Regions from separate parts of the Homo sapiens genome. Here region 2 is linked to region 1. The links are chromatin contacts, found by Hi-C or POLR2A ChIA-PET in ENCODE. All regions are on one chromosome and are shown on one strand. The core of a region is the stretch at or near the end of the contact, and the rest is flanking DNA. Distances in the headings are between cores, read along the strand shown. Region 1 overlaps SVIL (supervillin). Region 2 has its middle 180 kb from the start of JCAD.

What was found. A loop is a pair of places that touch in the nucleus more often than their neighbours do. ChIA-PET counts read pairs that join two places held with the same protein, here RNA polymerase II (POLR2A). Pooled maps may share reads with other maps.
Region 2: a loop to region 1 is called in a map of aorta, with 2.7 times the contacts of the local background. The contact joins two enhancer-like sites. A Hi-C loop is called at or near these places in 2 of 168 maps with a recorded cell type or tissue (aorta and ovary) and 2 of 50 pooled maps. POLR2A ChIA-PET finds 5 or more read pairs at or near these places in 2 of 52 experiments (PC-3 and activated CD4-positive, alpha-beta memory T cell).

Annotation. Positions count from the first base shown.
Region 1 is chr10:29,514,269-29,521,801 of GRCh38, forward strand. All of the region lies in intron 16 of SVIL (supervillin), which reads right to left. It overlaps LOC124902401 (a long non-coding RNA gene), which reads left to right. Exons shown (of 2, transcript XR_007062099.1): 2 at 713-3,011. Among named protein-coding and RNA genes, the nearest start is that of MIR604, 27 kb to the right of the region's middle. RefSeq lists an enhancer at 1,949-2,449. Within about 2 kb of position 1,804, at least 5 of the 41 ENCODE cell types and tissues checked have a DNase peak (open chromatin) inside an H3K27ac peak, as active enhancers do.
Region 2 is chr10:29,875,667-29,882,432 of GRCh38, forward strand. No RefSeq gene overlaps it. Among named protein-coding and RNA genes, the nearest start is that of JCAD, 180 kb to the right of the region's middle. Within about 2 kb of position 2,570, at least 10 of the 41 ENCODE cell types and tissues checked have a DNase peak (open chromatin) inside an H3K27ac peak, as active enhancers do.

The DNA.
Region 1 (7,533 bases), core at 554-3,053:
CTTTGTCACCAGGTCTGGAGTGCAGCGGCACAATCACGGTTCACTGCAGCCTCGAATTCCTGGGCTCAAGCGACAATCCTGCCTCGGCCTCCAGAGTAGCTAGGATGACAGGTGTGCATCACTGCGCCTGGTTAATTTTTAAAATTTTTATTTTGTAGAGACGAGGTCTTGCTATGCTGCTCAGGCTGGTTTTGAACTCCCGGGCTCAAGCAATTCTTCCATGTCAGCCTCCAGAGTAGCTAGGACTACACTTGTGCACCACTACACTAGGCTAATTTTTAAAATTTTTATTTGGTAGAGACAGGTGCTTGCTATGTTGCCCAGGGCAGTTTTGAACTCCTGGCCTCAAGCGATCCCCTGCCTCAGCCTCCCAAAGTGCTGGGATTACAGGCATGAGACAGCGCGCCTAGACAACAGTGTATTTTTAAGCAGAACATCAGCTTTGGTCCCAATTTGGCTACTCCCTTTGGGTATCTCGGTTCTCCCTCCTATATCTGTCACATCAGGAACTGGTCAGATGATCTCTAAGGGTCCTTCTTCCAAGCTTCCCGATTCCCATTAAATATTTGTTTTGGAGATGGGATGAGATATATTCTATGATAAAAGTTTTGTTATGCTAATAAGAAAACAAATTTTGTAGTACTTAAACAAGAATCCGGCGACATCTACGTATGTGTACATAATCACACCTTGTATTTGTCTATTCACTCAGTCAAATAACGGGAAGTAAGCCGTGAAGAAAGGAATCCCCCAAAGGAGGCAGGAGCTTCGAACTCTGGACCTGTCCCCTTCCTCAATCTCTTCCTTCTCCCCCCTTCATTTCTGTTTTCCTCTTTCTGCTAAGTGGCAGCAGATAAGATCTCAAGTGCTCAATCTCTAGAACTGGGGTAAGGCTGCCTTGTCAATCTCATGCAGATCCCTTTGGGTCAAGGTCTCATTTAGTCCTAACTCCTGTAATTCTCGAATGTTTAACAACACCCTGCATGCTACAAGAGCTAGTTCATGGGCTTGGACACGAAGTCGAAATTCCTTCAAGAGCTCTAATCCGCACCATTTCATACTATATAATGACTATGATTCATCTTTTCTCCAATTATTTTGAATGAGTCAGTTTTATCCTAATAAAATAATCTCACAAAATGAAATCATTAAAAGAAATTCATATTTGCATGCTGTATTTGAGCTTTCAAAGCATCAATAAATGAGACTTTCAAAAAGTAAGCATGCCAGCACTTTAATACCCAAATGAGAAGTCCTTCCAGTTCATGATCTTGTGGAACCAAGCACTCATCTCACTGATATTCTCCCTGTAAACTGGCCTCAGAACCAGCTTCTCTCACTTCACCTTCCACCCAGGCTGGCAGCTACTCCTCCTGAACATCCACCTTGTTAATCAGATTGGATTCAAATGATGAATTTTTAAAAGATCAAATTCATCTTCCTGAGTTGAGTTCATTAAAAGTCATGAGCTCTGGTCTTTGAAGACCTTCTCAAAAAGAAGCTCCCAAAAGTCTGGGGCAAGGACACCAGCACCTATGTCATCGGACGATTTCCCTGGTGGTTGCTTTGTGGCATCTAAAACTGACTTAGAAAAACACAAGCTGTGGCATCTGAGATCACCTCCTCGTCCATCTTATACTCTGCTGATCTGCACGGCGACCCCTAAGACACTGGGAATTGTTATTCCCATTCTGACGGACAAGGAACGTGGGTACATCCGGGTCAAGAATTCCATTGACTGAGGTCACACTGGATGTTAGTGGGCAGAGAGACGTGACTGCAGCCCTCGCCTGCCTGTGTGTAGCTTGTTTCACTTCGGTAGAACATTAGCTGACCGGACACATTTTTGCCACACCGTTTTAGGAAAGGCATAGGATTCTGGCTTTCTTATAAGGTTTTTCCCACCATGGGATGGCCTCCAAAGAATTCCTCCATTCCAAAACCCTGAAATTTTGCTTCTACATGTGCTGGCAGGGTTACCATTGGGGACTTCCGAAGACTACAGAGTAACCAGAATAATCTGGAAGAAACTGTGCTTCCGTGGAGCCCACCTGGCACTTGGAGCCAGCCCTCGGCTCCAGCCTACGGAGCACATGACGAATAACTTGAAAATAACACGCACTAAAACTTGAGTGTGTTCTTCCTGTCCCTTTAGATTTCCTCATTGGTGTCCACCACGCTGAGGAGGGAGGGAGATCTTCCCAAATGTGTCCCTTCCTCCTGTGAGCTCACAGCCCTCCGGCTCACCGCAGACCACCAGGCTCTGAGAGGGTCGAGGAGCCGACGTCTGGGCCTACGCAGGACATAAATTCCTGCCGGTGCAATTCAAACAACTGTCAGCGCTTCTAACAACTGCCAAGCCAAAGTGCTGTTTGCAGGACTGTGATGCTGGGAGCCTGGGCAGTGGCTAGGCCTGGGCTGTGTGAACCCAGAGAGAGGCACGACACTGGCCCGCTCACCCAACGCCTGGCCCAGGGCCACCGTGACAGGTGCCTGCCAGGACACCCGGGGAAACGGTGCCTCCTCTTCCATAGCCCACACTGTTCCAGCAGGGAATGCTGGCCTGAGAACCCTGCTTGTTGAGAACAAGGACATCAGGCTCAGAGCAGTCAGGGCTGGGTCAAACAGGAGACATGACAACCATGTGCCCCTAATATTAAATAAGATGTGTTTTCTCTCTCTTTTTCAGAATTTTCCCTTCATTTTAGAGAATTACAGGCACCCCATAGATCTCTGATAGGGATGAACAGCACACTTAAGTACTTATATTAGATCTTGGTTTTGGCTGGTTCACAAGTTGGAGAAGTGAATGAACTAAAGTGTCTTTTAAATGAGAGACAAATCACACTTTGGAAAAGGAGGGCCAGGCGTGGTGGCTCACACCTGTAATCCCAGCACTTTGGAAGGCTGAGGTGGGAGGATCGCTTGAGGCCAGGAGGTGGGAGACCAGCCTGGGCCGCAGAGCAAGACCCCGTCTCTACAAAAAAATAAAAATAAAAAATAAAAAGCCAGCTGAGCATGGTGGTGTGTGCCTGTAGTCCCAGCTACTTGGGAGGCTGAAGTGGGAGGATCATTTGAGTCCCAGGAGGTGGAGGCTGCAGTGAGCTATGATCGCACCACTGCACTCCAGCCTGGACAACAGTGCCAAGACCCTGTCTAGAAAAATAAAAGAAAAAAAGAAAAAGAAAAAGAAAAGGAGGGAGTAAAGGGGAACTGCCGCTCTATTCTTATTCCTACATAAATCTGGGGCCCTCTAGTGGCTGAAATCTCCCAGCTACAGGGTAAGAACCTGGAGTTTGTGGAGACAGGGAGACAGCCTCTGGCTGGGTGGGATACCGAAGGGTGGATGGTTGGGGCGGGGGCCGGCAGGCGGGAAACACAGGAGCCTCCAGCCGGTCCCTCTAGGGCAGAACACCATAGAGGCGTGAGGTGGATTCTGCAACAGTTCAGGGAGTTCCACTAAGTCCTTACATGCCACCAATTTGCCAAAGTGAAAGGATGGCTCTTTTTTTCTTTTCAATAGTCTTTTTCCCTAAATAAGAAAGCTCAGATGCCACTGTTTCTGACATTGTGGAAATAAGATTTCTAAAGGCCTAACATACTCTTTAAGCAATAGCAAAGGTTTTATCCCTAAATAACATAAGAATTATTTAATTCGCAATGTTTCTCAAAGAAGTTCCCAAACAGGGATAATTTAAACACACATCATTTGGACAGTCAGAAAATAGCAATTTTACTAATCCGGTGGGAAAAGTCGATTGCATCCTAAGTTTTTTGCTGGTTATGGTTCAAATTTGACATTCACAATGTCAGAAAAGATGAAAAAAAATTTTTTTAAGGCTGGGTGTGGTGATCACGTCTGCAATCCCAGCACGTTGGGAGGCCTAGACGGGTGGATCACTGGAGGTCAGGAGTTTGACACCAGCCTGGCCAATATGGTGAAACCTTGTCTCTACTAAAAATACAAAAATTAGCCAGGCATGGTAGTAAGTGCTTGTAATTCCAGCTACTTGGGAGGCTGAGGCAGGAGAATCGCTTGAACCCAGGAGGGGGAGGCTTCAGTGAGCCAAGATCGTGTCACTGCACTCCAGCGTGGGCTACAGAGTGAGACTCTTGTCTCAGAAAATAAACAAATAAATAAATAAATATAAAAATAACTTTTTAATATGTTTCCTTGAGCATCAAACATATTCTAAAAAAGGAGTGTATGGAGGTTTTCCTATAATTTCTTAGTTTCTATGCTTTTTGTCTACAAATGGGGATAATATTGCTTTCTTCTGGAGGCTGTCTTCAATATTAAATGAAAGCCGGGCGCAGTGGCTCACGCCTGTAATCCCAACACTTTGGGAGGCTGAGGCAGGCAGATCACCTGAGGTCAGGCATTCGACACCAGCGTAGCCAACATGGTGAAGCCCCGCCTCTACTAAAAATGCAAAAATTAGCTGGTTATGGTGGTGGGCTCCTGTGATCCCAGCTACTCAGGAGGGTGAGGCAGGAGAATCACTTGAACCTGGGAGGCGGAGGTTGTAGTGAGCCGCGATCGTGCCTCTGCACTCCAGCCTGGGTGACAGAGCGAGACTCCATCTCAAAAAACAAACAAACAGACAAAAATTAAATGAGAGATCATGTACAAAATGTGGAAGGCAGTCTGTGACGCTGGGTAGCACTGAGCACTGAGAACTTAATATAGTCAGGCCCTGGACAGGGGAGAGACTGACACAACAAGGCTGAAGAAGACAGACCTGCCCTCCTTAGTGGGGACAGGCATTTATAAAAAACGATGAAGGAAATCTGCAAATTCCAGACTCTATTTCTGAGACTCTGAAATGTGAACTTGGATGTGTAATTTGAAATATAAGCCCTGTTAAGAGCATGTGAACTGAGAAAATTCATGAAGAAAGAAGGTGTGTCTTTCTAACACTGCTGTCTAGCTGGGATTTCTGTCCTCTCACCGTATTCTCCTGGTTAGAGCACACGGGGTTGGCTGCTCTAACACTAATCTGAGCGCACCGCGGTCTCACCATGGACCAGGGGAGAGTTGGAGACGTGGCCCCTGGGTCAGCTCTATTCACTACGTGGCCCTGGAGGCTACCGGAGCCGAATCCCTCCTTTGGTAAAATGAGGCAGTCAGAGGCGGTTAGAATAAAGTTTGGAAGTCCTATGATTTTATATATTTCTTTCTCAAGAAGGAAAAGTAAAGCCCAAATAAATGGAGGAATAACATTCTTATTTTAAATAGTTTAAGCTTCATTATTTCATTTTCACAAAAGGGAGGGATTAAAGTCTCATGGAAAAGCTATCATGGATGAATTGTAAATATATGTAATTTAGTCACTTTCAGCAAAGTACAAATAAAAGTACTGTGAAGGTAAGGGGGAAAAGATCACTGGCAATATATTTTGCATTAGTGTAATTTATTACAAGCATAGCTGCTAAATAAAGTGTCCCTTGTTCTTTCATAAATGTATTTTAACAAACTGAATAGCTGAATATCAATCAAGCATTCCTTTCTATCATGATTCTGAACAGACTGGGCTCAGGGATCTCTTGGAGACCATGATAAGTTATGGCTTCTGTTAGCCAGCAGGTGTGTGTGCTCACCCATTCAATTCTGAATACACTTCCGGGCTGTTCACAGAAACTTTACAGCCATCCTTGAACGCCTTACATGTCCACAAAGCCCAAGCTAAGAAGCTACGTCTTTCCAGTATCTCACTTTTAAAAATGAGAATTTTACAGTAGGATTAAAGCTTTCAGAAAAATACAGGTCAACTAAAATTTACCAAAAAACAGGTAAGTAAATCAGGAATTATTGCTTAGTGGATAGACACAGGACTTCTTCATCAAAAGTCCTAAGTCCAGATGGACAGAATATTCCCAAAGATGGGAAGGCTCCTTTAAAAGCCTTTGAAAGAAGGGGGCATAATATTAGTATTTCCCACTGGGGAATACCCCAGGGATATTTTCTCATGTGTAAAACATCAGAACTTGTGTATAAGTGATATTTATTGTTAATTTCCTTAAATGATCTCTCTTCTTCCTCACCTAACCAGTTGTCAATATTTGGGTTTCTGGGATGAAACTCTCTTTGAGCCCCATTTTCGTGGAAGAGAACTTCAAGCCTCAATAGGCCCAACTGCTTCCCCGATTGAAGACATCCCTCTCCTCATTGCACTGTCCCCTCTGCCCCTTCCCTATGCCCCTCAGCCTGCCAGGTCTAACTTATCATGAATTTTAAGTAAGTAAAGGAGAAAGTAAGTCAGATTTAACAATGTGATTAATTTGTCAGTTGAAAAAGATAGCATCTATTATTTTACAAATAATGTTCAAGAAGCTTGGCTTAAAACTAGAAAGAAGGGCCAGGTGTGGTGGTGCATGTCTGTAATCCCCGCACTTTGGAAGGCTGAGGTGGGAGGACTGTTTGAGGCCAGGAGTTCGAGACCAGCCTGGGCAACATGGTGAGACCTCCCAACTCTACAAAAAATCTTTTTGAAAAAATTAGCCAGGCATGGTGGTACGTGTCTGCAGTCCCAGCTACTGGGGAGGCCGAGGCAGGAGGATCACTTGTGTCCAGGAGTTCGAGGCTGCAGTGAAGCTGTGACAGCACCATTGCACTCTAGTCTGGGCAACAGAGGAAGACCATTCCTCTAAAAAAAAAAAAAAAGAAAGAAGGGGCCAGGCACGGTGGCTCACGCCTGTAATCCCAGCACTTTGGGAGGCCGAGGCAGGCGGATCAGGAGGTCAGGAGATCGAGATCATCCTAGCTAACACGGTGAAGCCCCAACTCTACTAAAAATACAAAAAATTAGCTGGGTGTGGTGGTGTGCGTCTGTAGTCCCAGCCACTTGGGAGGCTGAGGCAGGAGAATCGCTTGAACCCGGGAGGCAGAGGTTGCAGTAAGCCAAGATCATCCCATTGCACTCCAGCCTGGGTGACAAAGCAAGACTTAGTCTCAAAAAGAAAAAAAAAAAAAAAAGGAAAGAAGGAAAAGAAAGAAAGAAGACTTTTCATTGTGGTTTAGTATAGTCTTAGGCAGTTTGAAATGTATCTAGAAAAATAAGAGTGGTCAGTGAAGCCTGCAGACTTCCGTGTGGTGGGAGGTGCTGAGGAAGGGTGGAGGTTGGCAGAACTGTGGGAACAGGCGATGGAAATGGTTCTCCTAATATGGAGTTGACAAGATTTTTCTTCACCCAGTTTTCCTATCAACTATTCCATCATGTTTTTTTCCTACTGAATACTTTCTCCTTTTTTTGTACAAATTTATGTGGTGCATGAGAAATTTTGTTACACATATAAAATGCATAGTGATCAAGCCTCTATTTAGAATGTCCATCACCTCAGTACAATACGTTTTTATTTAGTCACCCTACTCTGCTATCAAACTCTGAATTTATTCCCACTATTGCATCTTTTGCTGCTTAATTCATCTGTGGTTAAGGGTTAACAAGGAAAACACATCCCCAAGGTAATTTACTTCCAGTTCTCTGTATCTGTCTAATTTAAATATATTCCTCTGCACCCTACGTCATTCTT
Region 2 (6,766 bases), core at 1,320-3,819, 360 kb after region 1:
AAGTGTATTTAGTAAATGGCTTTTCCTCATCACCCGTTTTCTCCCTAAATCTCCTATAATCTGTAATTTACCCTCACCCCTCTACTGAAACTGTGCTCTTGGAAATCACAAGAACTTCCTTTAGGCCAACCAAAGAAACTTCTCCAGTATTCTTTTTCGTTGCTCTTCCCAAGACCCTTGGCCCTGTTAGCGCCTTCTCTCCTTCAGACCCCCGAGTGCCTGGGCTTCCTGCACTCCCTGTGGCCATGTCTTCTCTCGAGGGGGGTCCATTCTCTCTGGGGTGTTCTCCAAGGCTTGGCTCTTGTCTCTAGACTTAATTTTCTCCATGTTAATCTTGGCTTATTCTCCTATCTTCAGCTGTCAACATTATTTATGCAATTCCCCAGTCCACATCTCCCACACTGTCTCTCTCTCAGTTCCCAGCCAGTATTTCCATCACCTTCTGAACAATTCCACTTGTTAAATTTGCTTCAACCTGGCACCTGAAGCTCCACAGACCACCTGCCAAGATCAATTTCCTGCCTCCACGTTGACTCCCTCTCCTGACGTCTGTCCCCATGGAGCTATCATTTCATCTCTGAATTACTCACACTGGCGAACTCAGAGTCATCTTTGCCCTCTTTTCCTGAACTTCAAGGTCCAAAGGAACAGGGGTAGTGTCCACCGCTCTCAACCACCATCTCCACAGGGCCTGGCCCAGGGCTTGTCGCATACTAAGAATGCAATACGTGTATGCTGGATGAACGAGTGAAGGTTCTCTTTCGTTACCCGCATTCCCTCAGGCATAAAGTTCATGAATCCATCAGCCAGTCTACACGTATATGTTTGGGGAGGCTGTAAAGGGAACTGACTGAGAATGGAGCTTCTTGAGTCAGACTGCCTGGGTTTGGATCTTGGTTCAGCAGCTTCCTACCTGCGTGACCTGGAGTATGTTACTTAACCTCTTGATACTTAAGTTCTTGCTCTGTAAAGTGAGAAAATAATAATACTTATCTGGGTGCGTTGGTTTGAGGATTAAATGAGATGATCTCTATAAAATGGATATATTAAGTGTTCAGTAAATCATGGTTGCTGCTGCTGCACATGGTGGCAGGGGAGAGGCATGGGCTGGCCTGGTGACCAGTGACATCTGGAAGCCCTTGAGATGCTATCAGGACATCTTGTCAGGGCTTCAGGACAAGCAATAACAACAGAAGGCCAAGGTTCAAGGTGTGTTTGGGGTGGAGGGTTGAGAGCTCTGATGGGGATGAAAAATAGCAGGAGAGAAGGCAGACTGAAACTGACCTCGTAGGGAAATGGTTCAAACTGTGCTCCCTAAGGCCATGGGGTTTTCTTCAACGGGTCTCTAAGGCTACTCGGGTGGGGCTGAGGTAGGGTGGGTGAAGGATTGGAAACCAAAGTGTGCAGGGTGGGCCGATTGGAGCGGGAGGATTGCCGGGCTGTGTTTAGAGGCAAGTATAGTGGCTCTCCTGTGATCTGCTCCGCATCTCGGGTTTCTGTGTGAGATCTCCTTTGAAGCAAGAGTTCTGCTGCTTTATCAAAGCATGAGCATTGTCGTGTGGGCCTTGAAGGCAAGCTGAGGCATATGAGCTTTCTACGGCCAGCAGCGGGGAAGCCGGGGGTGGGGGCAGATCCTGATGGAAGAGTAACAAGACTAAAGTGACGCTTTGTTAGAACCATTCTTCCGATAATTCATTTGCCTGGAATGAGGAGCAAACACATTTGCCAGGCAGGAAGGGCCACTACGAGATGGATCCCCTCTACTGTCCCTCTCCCTTGCTAAGCCTCCTCATGGCCGGCAGCGTGTCTCTGCTCTCCCAATGTCCTGCCTGAACCATGGCAGCAGGCCCCTAACCCTCTGCTGTGAAACTCTGGCCCCTCCATGGGGGTCAGCTCTCCAAAATCTTGTCATTCCATCCCACTTGCCAAAACGTCTAGCGGTTCATTTTTGGTTGTGGGATTATGAACCACACTCTTTTGCTTAGCATTCAAGGCCCCATTATGAAGACAATCTGCCTTCCTAGTCCCATCTGCTACCGGTCTCACATCTGTTCCCAGCTGGTGAAACCTTCTTACAGGACTCGGTACTCCCAACACAGTGCCTCTATTTTCTCCTGTACATTTCATGCCATCCTCGGGTCCTAGGATGCATCCTCTCCCCCACCACACACACACCTGTACTTAGTTTACTATCCTAGTGGACTTCACACACTCCGCAAGCCTTTTTTGACCATGTTTGGTTACATCTGTCTCTTTCCATAGGAATGCTCCAAGGAACCCTGCCACATAAATACTTATCCTGGCACTAATCAGTATTTTTTTTAGTTGTGTCACCTAACATAGCGCTGAGCTCACTGCACATCCACAAACCCAAATAATGTTAATGTAGCTGTACTGGGAACATTTCAGATGTTTTTCCTCCCAAACTGGAGCACCCACTTAGGCCATCCTTCAAGGCCAGAGGCCACTGGTGACCTGCCCAGTCCATTCCCTCAGCGCCTGGTCTCCCCAGACCAGCCTGTGACCAACCCATGAGGTCACAGGACAGGAACAATACAAGGGCTTTGTGTAGATGCTTGTGTTTTCAGAAGTGGCTCGAGTCCAGCCGGCATTCCTTCTTGACTGGGACTTTTTAAGAAATGTTTTCCCGACAAATGTCAGCAGGATTGAGATCCACCACACGGTTTATTAAAGGAACAAAAGCTTTGCCCTGACAGCCCCAGCAGCAATCTCGGTTTCCCCTGGGGACAGTCGGCCTGCGTGTTCCAGTCGGAAGCCAGAAGGAGATGGCCTGACATGGCTGTAAATGACTTCTCCTAACCACAGGCAAGAAGGACAAGAGGAATTTCGGGACCTGCGGTAGAGTCAAAGCGCTTCCTGTTCCTCCCTTAGCCCAGGCCCCACTTGCCAGCCCCAAACAGCACTGCCACCAAGGCGTGGCTCTTCTCACAGATGCCACATCATCTATAAAAAGCCTTCTCTGCCTTGCAGGTGCTAATGTTCTAGGGAGAGACAGACACTTTACAACCCGTTTCATGAGCTTCCTCTTGCAAGACGCAGGAACCACGGCACAGATGGCTTCGTTGCCATTGACAAATCATCCTCAGGGACCTTTCACAGCATTGCTAGGTATTAACATAAGACACACCAGGAATTACGTGCATCAAGTCCCAGTCCTCAGGGAGCTTCAAGTTTAAGCAGAGGAATGAGATCGGCCAATAATAATAATAATAATAATAATAATAATAATAAATAATAATAAATAAATAAGTTATGTTTTCAGCTAGCTCAGGCTAGAGGCCAGTGCAATTCAGGGAGACAGTGTTTGTTGTAGGAGCTGAAGACTGGCAGATGTATGTGGCTGGCTTATCAGCAAAAGGTCCAGGAGCCAGGATGGGAAGAACTTGAGCTTGATCTTAAGGAATGATCCATCCATGGATCAGCTAGGGAGGAGAGGAGTCCTGACTGAAATCAAGACACCATGCCCAGAATTAGGACCATGACCTAACTGGCTTCTAGACTTCATGGATTTCTTCTGTGGGTGTCTAGAGAACTTCCTTTGGCTTTAAGCAACCTTGCTGTGAGGTGCCAGGATTACAGAAGATGGGATCTGAGTGGTCCCATCTGATGATGCCACAGAAAGGATCCAGGCTGATTCTGGTCTCAACACATACCTTTGGTTTCTGGCCACAGTCAACCATGCTATGGGGTTACCCAGAAGTCAAAGGTCAGGTCCTGTGAATAAGCATCCAAACCTTGAGTTAAGATGGGACTACTGTCACCTCAGCTGTTCACAAGGTAGGACAGGAGACAAGATGGGAAAAGCCACCAGGCTAACCAATAGCAGCCTTCCCTCCTGATTCACCATCACAGCAGGAATCACCTAGATTTGGAAGCAGCCATTCCTTCCAAGAGCCCTGCTTCCTTCTACTAGGCCTGTTGATTATATTTTAAGACAGAAAGTACGAGTCTCTTTATGTCCATCAGCCTGGACCTGAAAGGTGACATCTATGTCTACACCCCCACTCCAAAGCCTCCTACACAGTGGCTGGCTCCACTTCATCTCAAAGGTCTGGAATGGATGATGTTCTGTGGTCCCTTTACAAAGCCTCTTGCATCCCAAATGTGTAAATTATTTTATTCTTGGTATTTCTCGCTTACCCATAGTCACCTGTCAAGTGTTCCACCCTGTCGAATGCAGGGAAAAACTCAATTCATATATAATGCCCAGTCCCAAACTTCACTCGCGGTTTCCAACATCTTCCTTGTAAAATCTTTGTCTGAAGCCATCACAAAATGGTAACATTGCTTGATTTCCACATTATCTTTCTGTCTTCAATTAATGAGTTGGCTGACCTCGAGCTAGGCAATTTGGCATTCACTCTTTCCAGTTGTGTAATGAGGGTGGTGCTCTTCTGGGGGCTTGGCAATCTCTTCCAGGACTCACATTGTGAGATTCTCTCCAGAGAAGAGACTTGTGTGATGCTTTCTAGACACTCTATTCTCTTCTGCTATAAGCAGGGCGATTGCTGAGCAAGGGGCAGGAAGTACTTAGAGCTTTGCCCTAGACTTTGGAAAGACCTGGGTGAGAAGTCAGGCTGCACATCTTCGGCCCGCTCTGACCTCAGAAGGCTGCTTCTCTCATGGAAGGCAGTGGGAGCACCCAATGAGCTAATGCATGTGAAATACTTAGCACAGTGCTTGCCTCAGAGCATGCACCTACAATATGTTAGTCCAAAGAAAACAAAAGGTCAAAGGTAAAAAGTAGGAAAAAAGGGAAGGGGGCTTAGGCCAACCCCAGACTATGTACCAAGCCCCACTTCAGCAGACTCAGCATACATGTTGTTGTCTCATGGATAGAGACAAGATGGAGACCCAGACTTTATCTCAGCGATGCAATATCAGGAGAAAACAAGGCGAATGTCAGCATTCTTATCAAAAGATAATTTTGGCCAGGTGCGATGTCTCTTGCCTGTAATCCTAGCACTTTGGCTGACATGGGAGGGTTGCTTGAGCTCAGAAGTTCAAGGCAAGCCTGGGCAACATAGTGAGACCCCATCTCAACAAAAAATGAAAAAATTAACTGGGCATTGTGACTCATGCCTGCAGTCCCAGCTACTTGGGAGGCTGAGGCAGGAGAGTCAATGGAGCCCAGGAGTTCGAGGCTGCAGTGAGCTGTGATTGTGCCACTGCACTTCAGCTTAGGTGACCGAGTGAGACCTTATCACTAAAAAAAAAAGGAATAAAAAAGGAAACAAAGTCTGTCGTAAAGAGAACATGAACCAGAATTACGCTTTTCAAATACAGTCACAGCTGCCAGCAGTGGCACGCATTCACCAGTGTGCAGGGAAGTCCCAGACCCTTCAGGACTGACTTAGTAAGAAGCCTACATCTCTTAGTGGCCTGAGAACAGCTGAGGGATGAATGTGGCCCATTGCTTAGATAAGGAGTGGACAGGAGACAGATGGGTGTGGGAAGAAGTCATACAATAAACCTTGTACTTTTCTGTAAGGAGAGAACTTGAATGGTAACGAGAATGTTATCAATTCCTTTTTCTCCAAGGCAGAGGAGGACCCATTTGTAAAATACTTTATCTTAATGTTCCCTCAAAGTTCTGGCTCTGAGGTCACTTCCATGTTCACTGTTTAGTATTTTTTTTTAATGAAGAACATTTGTATTAGTGTCTCAAGTGCAGGGAATTTCTGATCAACCCAGTGATGACTGAAAGCTGGACTGAACAGCCCTCCGTTGCAGCGAGCCCACGGCTGTCTGGCTCCAGAAGGGGCTTACCTTGAACGTGGCCAGCAACTGCGGGGGAGAAAGTCAGGCTCACAAATCTCATCTTAGGTCATAGGCACATCTGTTTCCCACCAAGTGGGCTTGGCCTCAGGTTTTCTCTTTCAAAGTCTGCCCTTTCATTAGGGCTGCCCTTTTATTTTATGGGTGTTGGCTTGGCTTATCTGTGCGCAGCCTGTCTCCCAGGCACTGTTACTCCGCACACACATCGCACTCTTATGAGGCTGTGTCCACGGTTGGGCAATGCCTGTGCTTTTTTTTTTTTCTCTTTTTTCTCAAGGGGATAGAAAAAAAGCACAAATAAATTACAGCCATGAAGCCTTCAGTTGGATTTTCTTGTCCAACATGCTTTACAGCAAAAGAATGGAACACTCTGTTTTATCTTAGAAGCAATAAGTGGGAGAATGGGATTCTAGAGGACTTTAAAGGGAATCCAGTGACTTCTGACCATCCTGAGAAAAGGAAGCATTTTGCTTTGAAGTTTCAGGACACAGAAGGGGTCCTGAAACTGATGGGAATGTTGGAACCGAAGGGCTTGAGTCCGCCCTGAGACAGAGCAGCTGCTGGGCTGGGAAGTCTTGTTGTTGGGAACATTGGTTATGACTTCCATCTCGATCTGCTACTTGCCTTGATGTAGTAGCTCCACGAGGAGTTGCTCTGATTTAAAGACAAAAATTAATCAAACATGGTGGGGAGATAGCCAGTCTAGTAACAAACTGAGAAGGCTAGAAGCCTCGTGATGTTCCCTAGAGTTTTCCTGAAAAAGAACCGTAGTAGAAAAAGAATGGCTCATCCCCCAGCTTGGTTCAAGGCCCCTGGGCTCTGTGCATTGTCAGGTGTCTACAGGAGTTTCTCTGAGGCCATCTCAGCAATTCAGATCCAGAAACTCCAGCATCTGCCTAGGAAGCCATTTTCTCTGCAAATGCACCAAGCCTGAGAGCTGGTCTTAGGAGCTTTTCTTGCACTCCAT